Regions from separate parts of the Mus musculus genome. Here region 2 is linked to region 1. The links are chromatin contacts, found by Hi-C or POLR2A ChIA-PET in ENCODE. All regions are on one chromosome and are shown on one strand. The core of a region is the stretch at or near the end of the contact, and the rest is flanking DNA. Distances in the headings are between cores, read along the strand shown. Region 1 holds the start of Pdp2 (pyruvate dehyrogenase phosphatase catalytic subunit 2). Region 2 holds the start of Cdh16 (cadherin 16).

Region 1 (5,755 bases), core at 675-3,174:
CTCTCTGATTTTATAGAGAGCTTCCGGCCTTCCTGCCAGCCAACTTGTGCCTCCTTTTCCTTTCTAAACCGTTCCTCAGGCCAGAGCCTACTATCTACGTCCTTTGTTCAGTCTCCCTTGCAGTATTTAAGTTTTCCCTTTTGTATCTGTTCCCCCAAGGAATCTACCTACCCCATGAATTCCAGTCATGTAGCTGCTGACTAGCGGCTGTCCTGAGTCCAGGCCTGTACCTGGTATACATTATATATATTACATTAATATATTATATATAAATATCATCAATATTATCTCGATATGGTGTTTTTGAAGCCCCACTGACTCTAGCTACTTAGCATACTGTGTCTCACCGGCAATACGTGGTTAGGTTTTGTTTTATTATTGTTGTTTTATTCATCACTGGGGACTGAACACAAGGTCTCTTCTATTTGATCTACCACTGAGCTACATCCCCAGCCCTCTTTCACACTTAGCCTTGAACTTTAGATCCTCCTGCCTCAGATTCCAGGGTAGCTAGAATTAGCCATCAGTTGCTGGTCTCACAGAATTCCTGTGTAATTTGTATTGGTCATTGTTGTTTTGTTTTGAGACAAGGTCTTACTTTGTCACCCTGGCCAGCATGAAATTCACTGTGTAGGTCAAGCTGTCCTCAAAATCAGAGATCTGCCTGCTCTGACGTTCTCAATACCTCATGAGATTAAAAGTGTGTGCACCATGTCAAGATTTCACAACGTTCTGTAAAGACTTAATAAAATACGACACTTCTGAGCCGTCACAGTGCTATCACGCCTTTAATTCCAGAATTCCGGAAGCAAAGGTGAAGAGGCAAGCTGATCTGTGAGTTCAAAGCCAGCCTGATCTACATTGCAGACTGTTACTTTGCTTGACAAAGTAAGCCCATGGGAATGGGGGGGGGGGGTTGAAACTGGGAGTGTGGGTGCACGCCTTTAATCCCAGCACTTAGAAGGAAAAGGCAGGCAGAATTTGAGACCAGGTACACAGAGAAACTGTCTCAAAAATCAACAAAAGGAGGGAGCCACTATTTTTGTCCTTGGGATACATTCTGTACAGATTTTTATATCATTGGGCCAACTACTGTGAACATGATTTCCTATTAAAGGCAATGTTTTCAGTGATAGTACTATTTATGGTTTTTGGCATAAACATTCACAACTACTGGTGACTTGGAGCTTGTTTCCACTAACCTGGTACCAAATTACATGGCATTTGCAGTCACCTTTCCCTTACTTATTTCCAAAACCAGTAGGTCAAAGGGTATAAACGCACTGTCAAACCGATTTCCCAAAGCCAATACCCATCCCGCTGAACTTGGGACAGATGAGGTCGGACAGGGGCAGATGGCCTCAGACGCCCCTTGACCCTGCAGAAAGGACAGGCAGCTGTGCGCAATGAAAACCATTCGCCTCCAATGGGACAGAAAGAATTTAGCACCCCTAAAGAAACCAAGTCTCTTGATTTCTTGGCTGGACCGCAAGGCTCTAAGAAATCCCAGCCCCCGTTTAGTGGCTGAGCCTTGGCTTTCCAAGGTGTAAGAATCCAGTTGCGACGTCCAGCTCACCGGTGCTCCAGTACTAAGGAAGCTGGTGCAGAGAACCGGCTAAGCAGTCGTCTCCTCCACCAGTGCGCGGGCCCACGTGGCGCGTGCGCGCGAGTGGGGTGACCATGACCAGGGGCCAGCTCGTCCCGCCCTCTCACCTCATCCCCCTCTCCGCCCCATCACCTGAGGTACCCGTAAACTAGGCTAGGGAAGGCGTCCGCACCCCGAATCGTCCCCTTCCTTACCTCGTATCCTCGTCCTCTCCTCCCCAGCTGGCGCCGCTGGCACTCGGCGGATCCTCTCGGCTCACTCTGGTCCTGAGCACAGTTCCGCGGTTGCTGCGACTGGGTTTTACTTCCCTGGAGAGGCCCCCAGTCGAGGAACCAGCACCAAAAGAAATATCCCTCCCGCCATTCCTGATTGGCTTATCCTTGGAGGCGGGCCCTTGACGGACATTGAGATTACCCAATGGATGAGGAGGGCAAAAGGAAGGCAGAGGGGCGGGGCCGGGAGGGGCCACCCTGCACTCTACCCCCTGGGGTTACCCGTGGCTTTTGTGCAGCCGCTGCGCCAGTAGGTCGTCACGTGGGGCTCTTCCCCAAGCTTCCCTTATCACCACACCCTGCAAAGCCAGAACCAAGAGACCTCTCCAGTTCTTTACAGTTCATTCTCACATAGATTCCTCCCGGGTTTTGTTCCGTTCCCTCCAAGCCTCTCTCCAAAGTGCCACATCTTTATTATCTTTGGACACCTATCTTGAAGGCTTTATGGACACTCTAGGTTCTACTTGCCCTGACCTTATCTTCCAGTCAAACCTGCTTTTCTTCCTAAACCAGCAATGGCTTCGCCGGCCCCAGAAGACCCAAGTCCAAACACCAGGGTCAATTTGATGCTTCCCTTACTGTCACACACTTTAATCCTGTCATTCCCACCTCCTAAGTCCCTTCCCACCCATCCATTTGCCAATGCCAGACTCCAAAGCCTTTAAGGCCCCCTACTTCCAAATTACACTTAGTCCCAACCGATTTTCCTTCCTTTACAAACAGCTAGAAGGAACCTTCTAATACTCACATTTCTGATCTAAAGAGTTCATTGGCTCCTTACTAACCACCATTTTGAATTCTCAATTACATTGGCCTCTTAGCGACAAGTGATGTTAGCCGCACCTTTACTTGTTGGTAGCTTGGGAGAGCCAGAACCAGAGAGGTCCAGAGCTTTCCCTCCTTGCCTTCTGGTCCTAACAATAGCTGAGTCTGGTCTTCACCTTATAATGTGTGAGTCAGTAGAGTCCTTTCTTGAAGTCAAAGAGAGATAAGAGATAGCAGAAAGGTCTGAGAGTGCTGTCTCTGGAAAGAAAGGCAAGCTGGTTTACCCAAAGTCACGTCTGAGGTAAAAGTGTTCCTGCTGTATTTCTGTGATGTGTCCCCTTACTGGGCCTCAGGCCTCTCAAGGAGGTGGTTGCTTGGGAGTGTTTTGTTTTATTTGTGTTTTTGAGGTAGCATCTCACTAGGTAGCCCTAGCTGGTCTAGAACTAGCTATGTAGAACCGGCTGGTCTCCAATGTACAAAGATCCACCTACTTCTGCCTCCCAAATTCTGGGATTAAAGGCGTTTGCTAAATCCCTGTTTTTGTTCTGGGTTTTGCTTTGGTTTTGTGATACTGAGGATTGAACCTAGAGCCTCCTGAATACTATCAAACACTATCATAGATAGATCTTCGTTACTCTACCCTGTCCCCCTCTCCCCTCCCATCCTACCCTACCCCTTCCCCTTTTTATGCCTTGAGACAGATTCTCACTAAGTTGTCAAAGTCAATCTTGAACTTATGTCCTCCTGCCTCAGCCTCAGAAGTAGCCCTGAGGGTGTTATATAGGTCTGCACCCTGTCTGGAAGTTGTAAATCAGAATTTGTACTAAGTTTCTTCTGGACACTGTGGGGTCTCTTTCAGGCCCATACTAAAAACCAAGTAAGTAAATGGGCAGGAGAGAACAAAGAGGCATGCTTTACTGTGCTGTACTTTTAGTTTGTTTTACAAATACTTTATCTGATTGCATAGAAGGTTATCCTTCAGAACAGGGACAGGAAGTCGCTGCTGCAGTTTGAAATGAATATAATCAACATTTCTCCCTTCCTTTTCCTCCCTCCAAACTCTCATACGCCTCCTTCTTCAAATTCATGGCCTCTTTTTTTCACTAAATGTTACTGCATGCCTCTGTGTGTGTGTGTGTGTGTGTGTGTGTGTGTGTGCGTGCGTGCGTGCGTGCATGCGCGTGCACATTCCTGAATATAATCTGCTCAGTTTGTATGTTACTTGTATGTATGTTTTCAGGACTGACCATTTGACACTAGACAACCAGTTAGTGTCAGGGGAAAACCACCTCTCCCGCTCCCAACTTCCCTCAGTTAACTGAGGCAAGAAGTTTTAGTTGTTCAGCCCACAAATATGATTGGTCCTGAGCTGACTCTTAGATACACACAGATGGCCCCCACCCCGAACATTCTTGAGAAAAGTTATGTCATCCTGCTAAGTCTGAAAACATAGAGTCTTCCTTTCTCTCTTTCTTTTTCTCCCTTTCTTTCTTTCTTCCTTTCTTTTTTCTTTCTTTCTTTTTTTTCTCTTTCTTTCTTTCTTCCTTTCTTTTTTCTCTTTCTTTCTTTCTTCCTTTCTTCTTTCTTTCTTTCTTTCTTTCTTTCTTTCTTTCTTTCCTTTTCTTTTGATAAAACATTTATTTGAGGACCAGGTGTGTTAGTGCACACCTTTAATAACAGCATTCGGGAGGCAGAGGCAGGTAGATCTCTGAGTTGGACACAAAAGGCAGCCAGGGTGGTGCCTTTAATCCCAGAACTCCAAGGTGCTCTGAGTTCAAATCTAGCCTAGTCTACAGAGTGAATTCTAGGACAGTCAGGACTGTAGAGTGAGACCCCCATTTCAAAAACAGACAGACAAACAAACAAACAACAAGAAACTAATGATATATAACCCATTAGGTCCTCACTGGCAGTTTTTACAACGTCCTGTTCCGGACCTCCAAAAAGTGGCGGCAAGCTTTTCAGTCATGGTCTTAGATCTGCAATCATCTTCACTCTTAGGATTAGCACAGCTTCACAGATAGACCAACCTCAACCAGAAGCAGTGACCTCACAGGAATCAGATTGTCACCTTAAAGGACAAGGACTTCCAGCCACCTTACAGAACCAGAACAGAGACAATCAAGCCAACTACAGCCGGACCAGGATTGCTAATGTATGCATACCTCCTGCCTCAGCTCTTCCTCTAGTTCAAGCCTAAGCCAGTGCTCAGCAGATGGACTAAATTTCCAATTTCCATCTTTGCAACATGGCTACATCGATTAAACCCCTATATACCCTTTTACCACCACCCGATTGCTTTGCTTTCTTTTGAATGAGTAGCCAGACCTGAGAAATTGGAACCTCGAGAGTAAGGCCTCTGTACAGTAGGACTTTGCTATGCTTTCGATTTCTAGTAAAGAGACAGAAGTGAACATTGCAATGTTTCTTTTCCCTTTTTTGCTAACGATTTATTATGGTTTAAAATCCAGCCCCTACATTTCTAAGGAAACTCCCAACCTTTTCATATTTCATACAAGATAAAATCAACAGGAATTTATTTAACTTGTTTAAGAGGAAATCACGGCCATTGAATGGTGCCACCTAAGGACAAAGACGGCAGAGCATAGGACTAAAGAACGCTTTAGCATTATGGCTAATGAGGTTTGTGAGCCTCACCTAAGCAGGAAAGCATACACACACCACCTGTAGTGTGCATCTAACTTTCGTTTATAGTTGTGACTGAGGGCTGACCGCTTGGTATTGGCTAGCTAACTGTGGACTTCTTTCCAGGGGAAGCCTATTTCTCCCAGTCTTCGAATTCCTTAGTTCTCTTAATTCCTTCAAATTCCCTACAGTTCTCTTCCAAGAGTTAAGGCTCCCTTCCTTGGTAGCATGTCCGCTCCTTGATCACATCTTTCTTTAGGCAGTCATGTTGATGAGATGTCATGAGTGTAGCTTCTGACCTTTCTAGATGAACTTGCACAGCGCATTCCTGTTCCTCCGGCTCTTATGAGCTTCCCCCTGCCCCACTTTCTGTAATGATTCTGGAGCCTTAGGTGCAATTGCGTTCTATTTCTCTTTCCTAGGAAGACCTATCTGTCCCCCACCCCGACCCCTCATCCTCTTACTC
Region 2 (5,495 bases), core at 1,545-4,044, 33 kb before region 1:
TTTTTTTTTTTTTTTTTTTTTTTTTTTTTTTGGTTTTTCGATACAGGGTTTCTCTGTATAGCCCTGGCTGTCCTGGAGCTCACTTTGTAGACCAGGCTGGCCTCGAGCTCAGAAATCCACCTGCCTCTGCCTCCCGAGTGCTGGGATTAAAGGAGTGCGCCACCACGCCCGGCTTGCCAATTTGTTTTAAGATAGGCTCTCTCTAAATTGCCCAGGTTGGCCTAGAACTTGCAATCCTCAAATCTTGGCCTCCTGGGTAGCTGAGATTATAGGCCTTCCCACCAGGCCAGCTCTCCTTTGAGACTCTTTCTCTCTCCCTCTTTCCTTCCTTTGCTCTGTATCTGTTTCTCTGTGTGTGCTACAGCTGTGTTTGCATGAACACAGACTGGTGTGTATTTGGAGACTAAAGGTGGCTGCCAGGCATCTTCCCCAATCACTTCCCACAGTATTCTTTGAAACAGGGCCTCTCATCGAATCTGTAGCTTAGCAATTGGATAAACTGGCTAACCAGCTATCCTGGATCCTCCTAGCTCCACTTCCCCGGGGCTGGGATTCCAAGAACTTTACCTGACTTTTACATGGGAATCTGAACCCAGGTCCTTAATCTTTACTGAGTCATCTCCTCACGCCCCCTTCATCTTTCTTGACATGGATGACAGCAAAGGAGTTTACCTGTGTGTGTGTGTGTGTGTGTGTGTGTGTGTGTGTGTGTGTGTGTGTGTGTGGTTTTAGTTACCCTTGATTGATCACAGTCTGAAAATTTGAAAAGGAAAATGCCAGGAATCAAGAATTCCTAACTTTTAAATCGGATGATGATCTGAGTAACATGATTTAATCCTGAGCCATCCAGTTCTGTCTCACCCAGGATATGAATCAGCCCTTGTCAAGAGTGTCCACGGTGTATATGCTACCCACCTGTTAGTCACCTAGAAGACATCTCAGCTATCAGATCAGCTCTGTAGTATCGCAGTGCTAGTCATCTGACAACCTTTACAGGGTAGTGGCATGGGTAATTTATATATGCCAAAGAGAGGCTATAAAGGGCTTCATTTAAGTGAAAAGGCATATATTGGAAGAAATAGCATATATAGACAGTTTAGTATTATCCCTCCACTGGGGGTCTTAGAGTGTATTCTCCATGAATAAGGAAGGCTCCTGAACATGTTTTCAGAAGCTAACATGGCCACTTGCTGATGAGAGGAAGTGGCAGAGTGGGGACTGATATATATAGGTCTGTTCATTTCCAAAGCCAAGAGGTAGCCTGAGGCAAGGGCCCACGTGTTTCTTCATTCCACAAACTCTTGGGAGCCCTTGAGACCTAGTTAGAACCCTGTTACACCTCACTCAATATCAAAAAGATGTTTGAAGATCGTAGTTCCTCAATGTGTGTTCAAGGGAACCTCGGAGACCCCCCCACATCCTCCCCCAGGAAGTAACTGCTCAAAGCTTCTACTGTGTGTGTGTGTGCGCACACACACACACAGAGAGAGAGAGAGAGAGAGAGAGAGAGAGAGAGAGAGAGAGAGGGAGAGGGAGAGGGAGAGGGAGAGGGAGAGGGAGAGGGAGAGGGAGAGGGAGAGGGAGAGGGAGAGGGAGAGGGAGAGAGGGAGAGAGAGAGAGATGAGGAAAGCTTGCTCTGCCATGGGAAGGTCCCCAAACCTGAAAAAGAAACCCAGGCGCCTTGGGCAAACGGCTTAGCCTCTCTGTACCCCAGAGGGGTATGACAAGGGGACAGTTCCCTCTTCAGAATGAGTGGGTGGGATAGCAGCGATATGTGCTCACAGAAGTTCTGGGTGCTGGTTAGTAGGCACTCAGTATGTGTGAGACCTCCTTCAACAACCCCACATATAGCACTAACCTAGGCTCAGTGCCTCAGTGATCCTAAAACAGACACTCAGCTTGTCCCAGTCCCGCTTCCATCTGGAATGCTGACCAGATATACCATGAGCAGTCCTCGGGGGAGACCCCAAAACATGGAAGGAAAGTGAGAGGAGGGAGACCAGGGTCTTCATACTCTGTACCCTCATCTGAGATTCCCAGAAAACAAGGTTTCTGCTGGGTCTGCCTTTCAGGCCTTACAGGGGGAGGTGAGGAGGCCCTGGTCAGCCCTGTAACTCCCTCAAAGTCACCTGAGCTGGCTCGGTCTTCTCTTTTCTGCTTAGAGACATGAGACAGGTCAGAGCCTCACCCTTATCTGTGTTCAGGAGACCATGTGAGGCTAGGAGAGCTTCAGGGGGACCTCTAGGCTTCTGTCCCACCCACTGGTCTCACTGATGAATGTTCTAGAGCTCCGAACACACACTTGGGGTCAGCTGCCCTTTGGGTTACACTCCCAGTCCTTTCCTTAGCTCCACGGGCCACTTGGGGCAGGACAAGGTCATAGCCTACTCAGAGGAACTCCGAAGCTAATACGTGAGAAACAAGCTGGTGTCTTCTGGGCATCCGTAGAGGCAGTTCATGGTATGGAGTGGGGGAGCCTAATCCAGCCTGTGAATGTAAGGGCTTTCCTGAAGAAGGGGTTATTAGTGCTTGTTGCTAAAGCGTAAGCAGGTACTTACTGTCCTGTAGAAAGGTGGGAAGAGCATTCCAGGCACAAGGAACAATATCTGGAGAGATCTGGCTACAGATGCCACTGCACAGAGGAGAAGTGGGAGCCAAGTCTGAACACACACACACACACACACACACACACACACAGAAGTTATGTCTAAGCCCAGAGGGCCAGCAAGTGCTCATTGGGCTGTGTCAAGGGGGCAGTGACAGACCAAGAGCTGCCCACCTCCTAGGGCTGGCAGTCACGGATGCTGAGCAGATCTGGCTCTCCAAAGTCAATAAGTAACTTGGGGGGACTAGGCGGGGCCAGGCCTGCTCCTGTGGGCCCCGGTGGCATTTTCCACTCCTGAGCAAGCACGGCCAGACCGCCTACCTGCTCAAGTGTCCACCTTGCCTCGCCCCACCTAAGCCAAATTTGCCAGAGCTCCCTGAAGAAGGATTCCTTTCTCCTGGAAACTGGACCAAGGGAGAGGCTTTGGGCATCTGAAGGTGAGTGCCTGAGAGCTCTTGGGTGGGTAGGACTGAGGTTGGGAGTAGGGGCACTGCCCTATCCTTCAGATATCTGGGTAAGAATATTCAGGGATCCATCTTGCAGTCGTGTGTGTGTGTGTGTGTGTGTGTGTGTGTGTGTGTGTGTGTGTGTGTGTGTTAACATTGCACATTCTTAACTTCCTGCTGAGATCTGCAAAAGTTTCTGCATTAGGGGCAGTCTGGTATCTGGAGGGTGGCACTGAGAAACTCAATAGGCCCCAAGGCCTGAGCTACAAGTCTTCTGTTGCTGAAGGAATCGTCTTGTGTGGAATCCTCTGTGACCTTGGTCAGGCCCTGCCATTCAGGCCTTACATGAAGCACGGAACTCTGTCCTCAGAAATGATAGCTGTCTGTCCAGTTGCTAATTTCTGTGATTGGTGGCCTGCTGAATAATTGTCACTTTGGGAATCTGGGTGCTAATGAGGGGTGGGGGGAGATGGCAAGAAGGAGAAAGGGGTTTGGAAGTGAAAACCTCTATGGTGCTGTTTATAAGAGCAAGATCGAAGAAGCAGGATTGTTGGGCCTTACTTGGACTGACTGAGAAGCTGAACATTTGCAACATGCAGGGAGGAGACTAGTCCATACTGAGGTCCCTCTGCCTGTATATACAGGGTAGAACCCTTCTTCTTGACCTTCTGACCTAAATTCTCATTCCCATGTCCCTCAGGTCTGCCTTGACCATGATCTCTGCCCGGCCGTGGCTACTTTACCTCTCTGTTATTCAGGTGAGTTGGGCCCTGTCTCTTTCTTCAGATCTCAAACTTAGGGGTTAGCACCCATGTCCCCAGTCCCACTAGACTCCTGACACTGGCCATAAGAGTAGTATGGGAGTTGTGAGTTCAAAGTCATAACTATGGGCCTGCTATGGAAGCAGGAAGCCTAAGACCAGGGGGCGGACAGACTAAGATCTGGTGGGTCAGGGAGAAGGAGTCTGTGTCTAAGGAACACGGTAAGAACTTCCCCCACAGGCTTTCACCACTGAGGCCCAGCCTGCAGAAAGCCTGCACACAGAAGTCCCTGAAAACTATGGTGGAAATTTCCCTTTTTACATACTCAAGGTAAGCCGGAATGTGGGGTGGCTTCCCATCCCCCCCCCAATACCATGCTTCTCCTGCCAATTGGTCCAGTTCTCTTCCCTGATTTGAATCTCCTATGAGTCTTGCTTCCTAGACAGTGCATGGATTAGTGTAAGCAACTAACAAGATTTTAGTCCCAGAGAAGAGCTGAGCTTTGAGTTAAAGAACAGAAACGGGTGGTACTGGGTGTGGCAGCAGGTGCCGCTCATCCTAGCACTGGAGAGGATGAAGAGTTTGATGCCAGCCTAGGCCACATCGTGAGACCTTGTTCCACTATGTTCCAGTTTTGGAAGGAGGGTGTCAGGGAGCATGGGGGATGTCAGGTATTAGAGGGAAATTTCCTCCTTTGAAGACCTACCAGATTTGAGATCAAATGCAGGTGCCAGCTCCTTCTGAGACTCAGTTTCCCCATATTTAAAATGGAGTCTGTAGTTAAAAGTGGTATCCCCTAGCCCAGTGGTTCTTAACCTTCCTAAGGCTGCAACCCTTTCATACAGTTCCATGTTGTGGTGACCCTCCCCCAACCATAAAATGATTTTGCTACTTCATAACTGTAATTTGGCCACTGTTAGGGATCATAAGGTAAATAGATGACATGCAGGATATTGATATGAACCCTGTTGGGGGTCACAACCCACAGGTTGAGAAACCACTGAGTCTAACCCTGGCTCCTAGTTCTTTTGTCTGTTTTCTCCCACCAGCTACCACTACCCCTGGGGAGAGATGAAGGCCACATTGTCCTATCAGGAGACTCAAACACGGCAGATCAAAACACCTTTGCTGTGGACACAGACTCTGGCTTTCTAGTGGCGACAAGGACCCTGGACCGGGAAGAGAAAGCAGAATACCAACTACAGGTATGACAGAGTGAGGCACAAGGCAAGCAGGCAAGACAGAGTTGGGAACCAATTACCCTTTCCTACCAGGTCACCTTGGAGTCTGAGGATGGACGTATCTTGTGGGGTCCACAGCTTGTGACTGTGCATGTGAAAGATGAGAATGACCAGGTACCCCAATTCTCCCAGGCCATCTACAGAGCTCAGCTGAGCCAGGGCACCAGGCCTGGTAAGTGACATAGGCAACCGAAGTGTGGTGAATACAGGCAAACATTGATAAGACATCAGACAGTAAAGAGACAGTTGCCGATGACAAATCTGCAAGATTCTAGCTGTCCCCCGAGTTTGTCCCATTCTGTACCCTCCAACTCCGTTAATGGTTCTGTCAACTTTGGGTCTCATTTGTGAATTGGGATGAAAAACAGGCTCCCTTCCTGAACCCTGATACAGTAATGAGCACAGAAGAAGCTCTGAGAAGAGAGAGGTAGATACAGAAGAC

The links. A loop is a pair of places that touch in the nucleus more often than their neighbours do. ChIA-PET counts read pairs that join two places held with the same protein, here RNA polymerase II (POLR2A).
Region 2: POLR2A ChIA-PET joins it to region 1 with 33 read pairs in Patski. The contact joins the promoter of Cdh16 here to the promoter of Pdp2 in region 1. A Hi-C loop is called at or near these places in 1 of 37 maps with a recorded cell type or tissue (heart). POLR2A ChIA-PET finds 5 or more read pairs at or near these places in 1 of 5 experiments (Patski).

What each region holds. Positions count from the first base shown.
Region 1 is chr8:104,587,641-104,593,395 of GRCm38, reverse strand. It overlaps Pdp2 (pyruvate dehyrogenase phosphatase catalytic subunit 2), which reads right to left and starts at 1,924. Exons shown (of 2, transcript NM_001024606.2): 1 at 1,801-1,924.
Region 2 is chr8:104,621,695-104,627,189 of GRCm38, reverse strand. Cdh16 (cadherin 16) reads left to right here and starts at 2,794. Exons shown (of 18, transcript NM_007663.3): 1 at 2,794-3,042; 2 at 3,752-3,809; 3 at 4,053-4,142; 4 at 4,862-5,017; 5 at 5,087-5,225. The coding sequence starts at 3,765. It overlaps Gm51588 (a long non-coding RNA gene), which reads right to left and starts at 2,821. Exons shown (of 2, transcript XR_003947593.1): 1 at 2,559-2,821.